Linked DNA regions of Homo sapiens: region 2 is linked to region 1. A link is an interaction called in ENCODE POLR2A ChIA-PET data of the cell type or tissue named here. Cell type or tissue: PC-3. All regions are shown on one strand. Links, peaks and the distances in the headings refer to the core of each region. The heading gives the core; the rest is flanking DNA. Region 1 overlaps AKAP7 (A-kinase anchoring protein 7). Region 2 overlaps LOC105378005 (a long non-coding RNA gene).

The links. ChIA-PET counts read pairs that join two places held together with the same protein. Peaks named below come from ENCODE experiments on the same cell type or tissue, not always from the same donor. Only the 100,000 strongest peaks of a DNase experiment are listed, where the experiment ranks them.
Region 2: POLR2A ChIA-PET joins it to region 1 with 15 read pairs; 2 of 35 experiments call an interaction of 5 or more read pairs at or near these places.

The regions. Positions count from the first base shown.
Region 1 is chr6:131,255,933-131,261,318 of GRCh38, forward strand. The region is part of intron 7 of AKAP7 (A-kinase anchoring protein 7); the gene reads left to right. Among named protein-coding and RNA genes, the nearest start is that of AKAP7, 120 kb to the left of the region's middle. In PC-3, for the core only: no CTCF peak of the experiment used is centred there; no DNase peak of the experiment used is centred there; H3K27ac peaks cover 3,150 bases.
Region 2 is chr6:131,393,984-131,399,369 of GRCh38, forward strand. The region is part of intron 3 of LOC105378005 (a long non-coding RNA gene); the gene reads right to left. Among named protein-coding and RNA genes, the nearest start is that of ARG1, 180 kb to the right of the region's middle. In PC-3, for the core only: no CTCF peak of the experiment used is centred there; no DNase peak of the experiment used is centred there.

The DNA.
Region 1 (5,386 bases), core at 65-5,064:
GCCAAGTACTATGCTAGGATTATGTTCAAGACTGCTTATTAAATGCAACTGTTAGAAAATAGATGCTCCCTGTCTCATTTAAGAGTGCAAGTTGCTGAAAGCCAGAAGTGTGGGGGATTTCTCAGTTACAGTCTCCCGGGGTGCCATGGGGCTGAGAGCTGGTAGAAGGCTGGGATCCTAGGCAGCTCAGCATCTGCTGCCCTCTTTCTGAAGCAGTGAAGCCAGAGGTATTGTGTGTAACCTGAGACTACATTTTGCGTAAGATTTCTGTGGGTAATATTGTGGTAGCAGCAGGAATGGTGTGCAAGGTAAAACAAACATTTAACCATAGTCACTAAAGGTTAGATTTTCCCTTTATTAAATAATTTGTAATTAGGAGGCTTATGTTTCTAAAATCAAGTAAAGGAACATTAGAGCAAATGCTAGTACTTACTATTCTTATCTTACCTTCCTGATTCCATCTATTAATTCATAGGCTATGTGGTAACTGGATTCCTTCTTGTTATTCTGACATTTTTAGAGTTTGCAGGATTCTACCATCAAATGTTGAATAATTTCCATGAGGAATAGCAAGGTTGTAGAATTATTCCCAGCCCCCAGTAGAGCCATTGACTGCCATGAGCTGTATCCAAAAGCCCTGTCCTTCAGCAGTGTGATGTGGTCTGTCCTGTGTCATCTTCCTGGGGGGCCATGAAAGAAGCAGCAGGACTCTGATATACCGAAAGCTTTTGGCTAATAAAAGAAAGTTTCATATCTGAATTACTCCTTCCTGGGACATTATTATTATTATTATTATTATTATTAAAGAGATGGCCCAAGCAGGTCTCAAACTCCTGGCCTCAAGTGATCCTCCCACCTCGGCCTCCCAGAGTATTGGGATTATAGATGTGAGCCACTGCACCCAGCCATGGATTTGCATTTTAATAAGACCAAATTATCCCAAGTGCTCTTGGGAAATATTTATAGTAAAATAATGAAATAAAAAATAAAAGATAAGCAGTGATGATGACAGCCCAACTCAAAAGAGTTTCAAAATTCTCAATGTCTATATGGTAGAAAAATGGAGGCTCTAGAGACAAAATGGCTCAGTTTGCACTTTTGGTTCTGACATTTACCGTTTAACTTCTCTAAGATTTTTTTCTGTGCATTTGTCTTAAACAGTATCTACCTATTGAGAAAATTAAATAAGCTAATGCCTATAAAATTCCTGACACTGTGCTTGGCATATAATAGACTCAGTAAATATAAATTTCTTTGCAGCAAATAGTGTGTTAATTGCATAGCCGCAGTAAGAAGTCAGCTTGAGCTTGGGCAACATGGCAAAAATTAACTGGGTGTGATAATGTGTACCTGTAGTCCCAACTACTCGGGAGGCTGAAGTGCCATGATTGCACCACTGTACTCCAGCCTGGGTGACAAAGTGAGGCCTTGTCTCAAAAAAAAAAAAAAAAAAAAAAGTCAGCTTGGCAGAACTATGCTTTTATTTCTACCTTATGCAGTAGAGATAAAAAGGCACTTGGAATGTCAGACCTTGAATTTTTGAGTAGACTTGCAGCATTGATCTGCACAGCCTAATTTCCTATGGGGAATGGGGAACTCTTTCCCCCACTTCTTGGGGTCTTGTCCATCATGAGGCCTTACTTCCTGCCCCAGGAGAGACATGTGGTCCTAGCAAAGTCAACCATGATCTTCCTTGAGATTTGATAGAGAGCCTGTCTTCCTTTTGGGTTGTGAGCAGAAAGGCTGTCATCCTAAGATCACAGTACTTGGTACTGTAGAGCAAGTACCATCAGGAAGAGTCGTTCTGAGAATGGAGCCAGCACAGAGGAAAGTAAGCCTAGGGAAGGAGAGAGTCCTGATGAGTGTCTGAGCCTCTGAGTTCAGCCATGCCCAAGACCTTCTGCACTACATGAAGCAGTAAATCCTCCCTTTTTTCTTTGTTTACACTTGCTTGATTTAGGGGACACTCAGTGTGTATATAAGTAGAAATAAAACCATAGTTATGCCAAGCTGACTTCTAAGGTGACTGTGGTTACACAATTAATACACTTTTTTTGTTGCAGGGAAATTATATTTTCTGAGTTTATTAGATGCCATGTCCCAGTGTGTATTCCGAAACAAATATTACCAAACCTAGTGAAGAAGTGAGAGTTCTCTGACTTACTATTCATGTTCCATTTTAGTTGCAATGAAATGTAGCCTTAAGTCAGAGCTGCTGTTAAGGAATAGCAGGTTCACTTCAATTAATGTTGTTGAGCCCATGATTCAGAAAACTCTGAGCCAGGTGTTCTGAAAGGTATGATGATGAGTAACACATGCTTCCTACTAATGGATTCTTTCTTTAAAAAGTTACATGGCCTTGTAAAAAGAAATCTGTGAGACCTCAAAGTTTATTATGCCTTGAACGTAAAAAGCCAAGATAAAGGATATTGATTGATGCTTTCAGTCTAACAAGCAAAGCCATGCCTCTTACATGCCCAGGGAGTTCCATAGCTAAGTCACTGAGAGTGAGTTAATTACTACCCAAATTGGAAATTACCTTAAGCTTCTATCCCAGGCAGGATTTACAACTTGACATGAACAAACAGTTCCTACAGCAAACATCTTAGCAAATAAAATCTTCTGTGACTAACATTCATAATGTGAGTTACAAGTTAACAGACCTTGAAACTATTAAAATAAATCTTTCAGTTGCATGGTAAAGTTCTTTGCCCTTAGCAAATAGTCATAGACAAAAGCGGAACTGTATGATGAAAATATAAAGAATAAGTATAGCTTTAACTTAAATTATATGGTAACTAGAACATAAATGTTGTTAATTTTATTAAAGGTTAAATCAGAGATATTTGAGGCTTATAATTTTCTGCACTTATTTATATACTTTCCCCCAAAACTTATGAATTTAGTCAAGAACATTAATAAACCTATTATGTATCTATGTAGTGCCAGGGAGAAAGTGATATACAAACAAGATGCTTGGTGTGGATTGACAGAGGATCTCATATTCCCAAGGGAGTCAGAGCTCACCTAGTTACCTAGTTTGTAGTGCTGATGGGAGAGGGAAGAAGGAATCAGGTGGAAAGGGTGATTCACTCTAAACGACCTGGCTCAGAGCCCCTCCCCGGCTTCTCTCCTGACTTCGAGGTCAGATAGTAGTTGTTGGCATTTGCCATGTGAATTACATCAGGCTTCAGTTTGATGTCTCATATCTGACTGTTTAAGCAAAAATATAATTCACACTTTCTAAGCATTTTAAATGTTCAGCTAAAGTTAGCTGTGAAATGCAGCCTTTTCAGGATTTGATTGATAGCTGATAAACTGGCAAGCAGATGACTTGTTAATCTCAGACTTTCTATCTAGGGCTATTGTAGTCAGACTTTGTTTAGAGTACTGGCCAGCTGGAGTGTGACCTGAGGGAGGCCAGGATGGTGACGAGCCTGGAAACCACATCACAAGAGGAAAGCTGAAGGACTCAGGCAGCTTAGCTGGGAGGAGAGAAGGTAGAAGAATTAGTGGTCTTAGAACATTTAGAGGGCTCTTTAATGTGGAAGCAAAAGAAGAGTTGTTTTGTATGGCTCTAGGGGAACAGAATTAGGACAGTGAGTGTTAGTTTAACACATTTTCTTTTGGTGGTCTTAGAAGCCAGTGGTAAAGATACATTAAACCCAGTAGTATTCTAATTATGTTTGCAGTAAATCTTGTTTTAAACAATGAAAATACTGAAATGGGATCATAAAATAGAGAAGTTCTCATAGTCAAATTTTGTATTAGTAATTCATAATAAATTGCCTGAGAGAAGATTTTTTAAGGCAGAATTTTCAAACTATTTTAAGTCACCGAACAATTTAAATGGAAGAGCAAAATTTTTTTAAATTTTATTTTAAGTTCTGGGATACCTGTGCAGAGTGTGCAGGTTTGTTAGGTAAATGTGTGCCATGGTGGTTTGCTCCACCCATCAACCCATCACCCAGGTATTAAGCCTTGCATGCATTAGCTATTTATCCGGATACTCTCTTGCCCCTCATCCACCCAACAGGCCCCAGTGTGTGCTGTTCCCCTCCCTGTGTACATGTGCTCTCATTGTTCAGCCCCTACTTGTAAGTGAGAACATGTGGTGTTTGTTTTTTTTTTCTGTTCCTGTGTTAGTTTGCTGAGGATAGTGGCTTCCATATCCATCCATGTCCCTGCAAAGGACATGATCTTGTTCCTTTTTAAGGCTGCATAGTATTCCATGGTGTATATGTACCACATTTTCTTTATCTAGTCTATCATTGATGGGCATTTGGGTTGATTCCATGTCTTTGCTATTGTGAATAGTGCTGCAATAAACATACGTGTGCGTGTATCTTTATAATAGAATGATTTATATTTTTTTGGGCATATACCCAGTAATGGGATTGCTGGGTCAAATGGTATTTCTGGTTCTGGGTCTTTGAGGAATCTCCACACTGTCTTCCACAGTGGTTGAACTAATTTACATTCCCACCAACAGTGTAAAAGTGTTCCTGTTTCTCCAGCCTCGCCAGCATCTGTTATTTCTTGACATTTTAATAATCGCCATTCTAACTGGTATTAGATGGTATCTTATTGTGGTTTTGATTTGCGTTTCTCTAATGATCAGTGATGCTGAGCTGTTTTTCATATATTTGTTGGCTGCACAGATGTCTTCTTTTGAGAAGTGTCTGTTCATGTCTTTTGCCCACTTTTTAATGGGGTGGTTTGTTTTTTTCTTGTAAATTTGTTTAAGTTCTTTGTAGATTCTGGATATTAGCCCTTGGTCAGATGGATAGATTGCAAAATTTCCTCCCATTCTTTAGGTTGTCTGTTCACTATGATAATAGTTTCTTTTGCTGTGCAGAAGCTTTTTAGTTTAATTAGATTCCACTTGTTAATTTTTGCTTAGAACACCAAAATTTTCATGAAAAAATGTCTACCTTTTTATTTTCCTTAATTTATAGTCACTATTAAATGAATATTTTAATGGCCCGGCACAGTGGCTCATGACTGTAATCCCAGCACTTTGGGAGGCCGAGGTGGGTGGATCACCTGAGGTTGGGAGTTTGAGACCAGCCTGACCAACATGGAGAAACCCCTTCTCTACTAAAAATACAAAGTTAGCTGGGCGTAGTGGCACATGCCTGTAATCGCAGCTACTCAGCAGGCTGAGGCAGGAGAATCGCTTGAACCCAGGAGGTGGAGGTTGCAGTGAGCTGAGATTGCACCATTGCGCAACAAGAGCGAATGCAGCCTGGGCAACAAGAGCAAAACTCTGTCTCCAAAAAAAAAAAAAAAAGAATATTTTAAATTAATGGCTTTAAGACCAACAAATATGCTTTAAGATAGAAGTATAACATACAAGTTTGGGCTCAAATACATTGTTGTAACA
Region 2 (5,386 bases), core at 215-5,214, 140 kb after region 1:
TTCTTTTTTTTTTTGCTTGTATCTTAGACTAGATCATCTCAATTGACATATCTTCAATTTTTCTTATTCTTTCTTCTGCTAATTCAATATGCTGTTGAACTCTTCTACTAAATTTTAATTTCAGTTCTTTTATACTTTGAAATAGCTAGTTTTTAAAATAGTTTCTATGTATTGATATTTGATGAGACATCATAATTACCTTTAATTCCTTAGACATAGTTTCTGTTAGTTCTTTGAACATATTTAAACTCTTTGTCTCGTAAGTCCAACATCTGGGTTTCCTCAGAGACAGTCTCTATTGGCTGTTTTTCCCCTTTTTGGGGGCCATATCGTCATGCTTCTTTGCATGTCTCATTTTTTGTTGTTCTTGAAAACTGGACACTTTACATAATAAAATGTAGCGACTTTGGTAATCAGATTCCCCTTCTCCCAGAGTGGGGTTGTTTGTGACTGTTATTGTTGCTGCTGCTGTTTGTTTGCTTAGTGTCTTTTCTACATAATTCTATAAGGTCTATATTTTTTGCATGTAACTACTGAAGTCTCTATAGTTAGCTTAGTGGTTGGGTAATGGTTGGATAGAGATTTCCTTAAGGAATTTGAACCAGTAAGTCTTCCAACCTTTGCCAAATGGCTACGGTGTATGTTGAGGCATGCCTTCAGTGATCTGGCAGGCAATTTACAACTTTGCTTTAATCTTCCTAAAGATGAACTTTAGCCTCTCTAAAACCAAATTTTGCACGGAGCCTCAAGATCAGCCTAAGGTGAGAAACTGGAGCCTTCTCAATTCTTTCCTGGGCATGCACACAACCCTAAGCATGCATGTGGCCTCCTAGAATCTCAGAAATATGTTGGAATTTTTCAAAGCCCTTTATGGATATCTCACTCCCCAGTTTTTCCTTTTAAGATTTTTGGTCAGCCTCATGCTGCCTCCAGCAGTGGTGATGTTAAACCATTGCTATTCATTGATTTTTACAAATGCTCTGGTGAAAAGGTTGTTTGCATGGAACATGCTCTCAGTGAGGTAAAATAAAGACAAGCTTTGAGAATGGAGCTTTTCCAGGGAGTTTCCAGAGATGTCAAATATGACAATTCTCTGGGGATGGGGCTTTTGGGGGGAGCTCCAAATCCATTCTGCCCATTGCCGTGGCTGCTAGGCTGCTGGTTTTCATAGCTACTATAGTGAAAGGCTATAGGTTTTCAAGGCTACCATGGAGCTATAGAGCAAGGGATGGGGACAGGGTCACTCCACAAAGGTCACTGCTCTTACTGAGGTTCATCTGATGTTCTTGAATAAACACTCCTTAGATTGTTGCAAGCCTTTGGTTAATTGCCAGAATTCTGAATTTTGACAATTTTTGCCAGTGATCTCCTTGTTTTTACAAAGGGGCAGATTTTGAGAAGTACTAACTTTACCATTTTGCAAGTGCTTCTCCTAGTAAGTATTTTAAGCTGAATGGAAAGGAAAGCACAACATATCAAATGTTTTGGGATTCTGCTAAAGCAATAATTAGGGGAAACGTTATAGCACTCACCACCTCTGTTAGAAAATAAGACAGGATTCAAAACCATGACCTCAGCTCTCACCTTAAAAAACTAGAAAAAGAAGATTAATGAAACACAAAGTAAGCAGAAGAAAGAAAATAGTAACAATCAGAGCAGAAATCAATGAAATAGAAGACAGATAAACAACACAGAAAGTAAATGCAACACAAAGCTGGTACATTGAGGAGATAAATAAAATTGATGTACCTCTAGACAGATTAATCAGTACGGGGTTGGGGTGTGATAACACAAATATTCAACATCAGGAATGAAAGAAGGGGCATCACTACACAATCTGCACATATTAAAAGTATAATAAAGGAATATTATTAACAATTTTATACCAATAAATTTGACAATTCATATAAAATTAATAAATCCCTGGAAAGTCAGAAACTATCAAATGCCAGTCAAGAAGTAGATAAACTGGATACTTCCACATCTGTTAAAGAAAGTGAATTCATAGCAAAATTTTATCCACAAGAACTCTGATTTTTAAAAAAATAAATCAAAGAAGATCTAAATTAATAGAGAGATATTCTATGCCCATGGCTGGGAAGTTCTGACAGTACTAAGATACCAGTTCTTCCCAACTTGATCTATAGGTTTAATGCAATCCAAATCAAAATCCCAGAAAGTTATTTGTGGTTATTGATAAACTAATTATAAAGTTTATCTGGAAAGGCAAAAGACTCAGAATAGCCAACATAATATTAAAGAAATAGAACAAACTCAGAGGACTGGCATTACTTGATTTCAAGATTATTATAAAGCACAGTAGTGAAAACAGTGTGATATTGGCATAAGAATAACAAACAGATCAAAAAACAGAATAGAGAGCTCAGGAACAGACACACACTAATATAATCAACTGACCCTGGTCAAAGGAGCAACGACAGTTCAATTGAGAAAAAAAAAACCAGTTTTTTTCAACAAATGGTGCCGGAACAACTGGACATCTACATGCAACAAAATGAATCCAGACACAGACCTTATACTTTTCACAAACATTAGCTTAAAATGAATCATAGGCCTAATGTAAAATGCAAAACTATAAAACCTCTGGGAGGTAACATAGGAGTCAATCTAGGTGAACTTGGGTCTAGCAATGGGTTCTTAGATATACTGCCAAAAGCATAATCCATGAAAGAAAAAAAACTGATAAGTTGGACTTCATTAAAATGTAAAACTTCTGCCACGTGAAAGACACAGCTAAGAGAATGAAAAGGCAAATTACAGACTGGGAGAAAATCTTTGCAAAACACACGTGTGACATAGGACTTATATCCAAAACACACAGAGAACTCTGAAAACTCAACAATAAGAAAATGAATACTCAATTTAACAAAAATGGGCAAAAGATCAGAAGACACCTCAAGAAAAAAGATATTCAGGTAGCAAATAAGCATATGCAAAAATATTATGAAAATAAGCTCAATCTCATATGTCAATTGGGAATTGCATGTTTTTTAAAAATGAGATGCCACTGTACACCTATGGAAATAGCGAAAATCTAAAGCACTGATGAAGTATCTCAGAAAAAAATAACTTTCAATGTTAAAAAATGGTCATGGCAGCATCATCATAGTGAAAAAACAGGAAATAATCAAAATGTAGGCAGAAGACTAGCTCAATCTATTGAAGTATATTCACACAATGGAATATTATAGAGCAGCTGAAACAAACAAACGAGAACTATAAGGAACAACAGGAATGAGTTACAGCAACAAAATTGAGTTAAGAAAGCAAGCTGTAGACTATTATAGAGTGTATAAAGCAATTTTTATAAAGTAAATTTGAACAGTATGTTGTTTAGTGATGGGTTCATATGTGGTAAAAGTATTTTTGAAAATATAAAGCAAAGCTAAGCTCAAAACTGGCTAGTGGATTCTTCAGGGGGTTGGAGTGGAAGAAAGGGAGTCCACAGTGGGTTTCATCATTGTGCGACCATGTCCTACTTCTTAAGCTAGGTGATAGGTTCATTTAAAAAACATTGGCTGGGCATGGTGGTTCATTCCTGTAATCCCAACACTTTGGGAGGCCAAGAAAGGAGGATCACTTGAGGCCAGGAGTTTGAGACCAGTCTAGGCAACACAGTGAGACCCCATCTCTATGAAAATAAAAATTAGCCAGGCAAGGTGGCACATGCCTGTAGTCCTAATTACTCCGGAAGCTGAGAGGGGAAGTTTGCTTAAGCCCAGGAGTTGGAGGCTACAGTAGCAGCCTCCATGATTGTACCACTGCATTCCAGCCTGGGTGACAGAATGAGATCCTGTCTTGAAAACACACACACACACACACACACACACACACGCACACACTTCATACCTTGCTTATCAATTATATATATTCTTTCGTATGTATTCAATATAACATAGTTTATACATTTTAAAAGATGGTCTACTCATAACCCAAGATTGAGAAACACTGTCCCAGACCTATTTTCATTTAAAAAAATTCAGAATCAGTGTTAGCAAATCTCTCATGCCATTAAAATAATTCCCACTAAAGTACTCTCAGAAGGATAAAATCTAATTAATATAACTTCTTTTACAGTACTTTTGGTACTGTAAAATGTACCCTTAGTTAACGGAGAAAGTTGTATTCTCAAATATAATGTTAAAAGTCATTTTCAAAAATTATAGCTTTTGTTTTGAAAACATTGAGCTCCAGTTCTTATTTCTGATAGTACTATAAATAGACAGCAAGGCCAGGCTCTGTTATAATTACTGTTGTGAGGCCATGAATCACGTTGCCTGCGCATGGAGGAATGCTTATTGTTTTCTTCTTTATGCATTCAATTTACCCAAAAGTAATCTGAAACTCTTTGTGTGCAGGGGGTCAGGGCATGCCCCTTATAATTCCAGTAAGCACTGTTATCAGACCCATATAAACAAGGTTCCCACAGACCCTCACACGTTTAATGATAAGGAGCTAGTTCTCTATTAAAATCAATAGCTGGGGTTATGTTTTGAATTCAAAGAGCTTAGCTCATACTTGGTACCAGTCCATGGCATCAAAAGATGAGTAAAGATCAGTAAAACTGTTGACGACCTTGATTCATTCACTTTGCCCTTAGAAATTTTTTCCATGGGGTGCCACTAACAGGAGAGTAGCCCACCACTATTTGCCTTAGAAGCCCAGATTCATATTTCATTAAGAAGGAAATTGATATAGACTTTACACAGAATATCCAATAAGCTATTGGTTAAAATATGGGAGCAGTAGAGGTTTACCTTTTTATTAAAAAAAAAATAGGATAGCTATGTGTAAAAGCAAATAATGGTATTAGGGAGTATAGGTGTAAACAAAATGGGAAAGCTGTAGTGTTCTTCAAAAGATTTAGGGGCAGGAGGCCGGGCACGGTGGCTCATGCCTGTAATCCAGCACTTTGGGAGGCCAAGGGGGGCGGCTCACCTGGGGTCAGGAGTTCAAGACAAGCCTGGCCAACATGGTGAAACCCTATCTCTACTTCAAATACAAAAATTAGCTGGGTGTGGTGGCAGGCGCCTGTAATCCCAGCTGCGCAGGAGGCTGAGGCAGGAGAATTGCTAGAACCTGGGAGGCCGAGGGGGCAGTGAGCCAAGATTGCGCCATTGCACTCTAGCCTGGGGGACAAGAGCGAGACTTTTTCTGAAAAAAAAAGAAAAAAAGAAGAAAAAAGATTTAGGGGCAGGAAATATTCCCTGGGTACTTTACCTTTCTAGAGGTTTTTATTCTACCTTGGGTGAATTTCTGAATCTAGTCACAAAGAAATGTTGGATTTTTAAGAAGTTAATTTTTAGCATTTCATGAATTTTAGACAAGCACATTTATCAAATGGCATTTCCATTTTTGATCTATG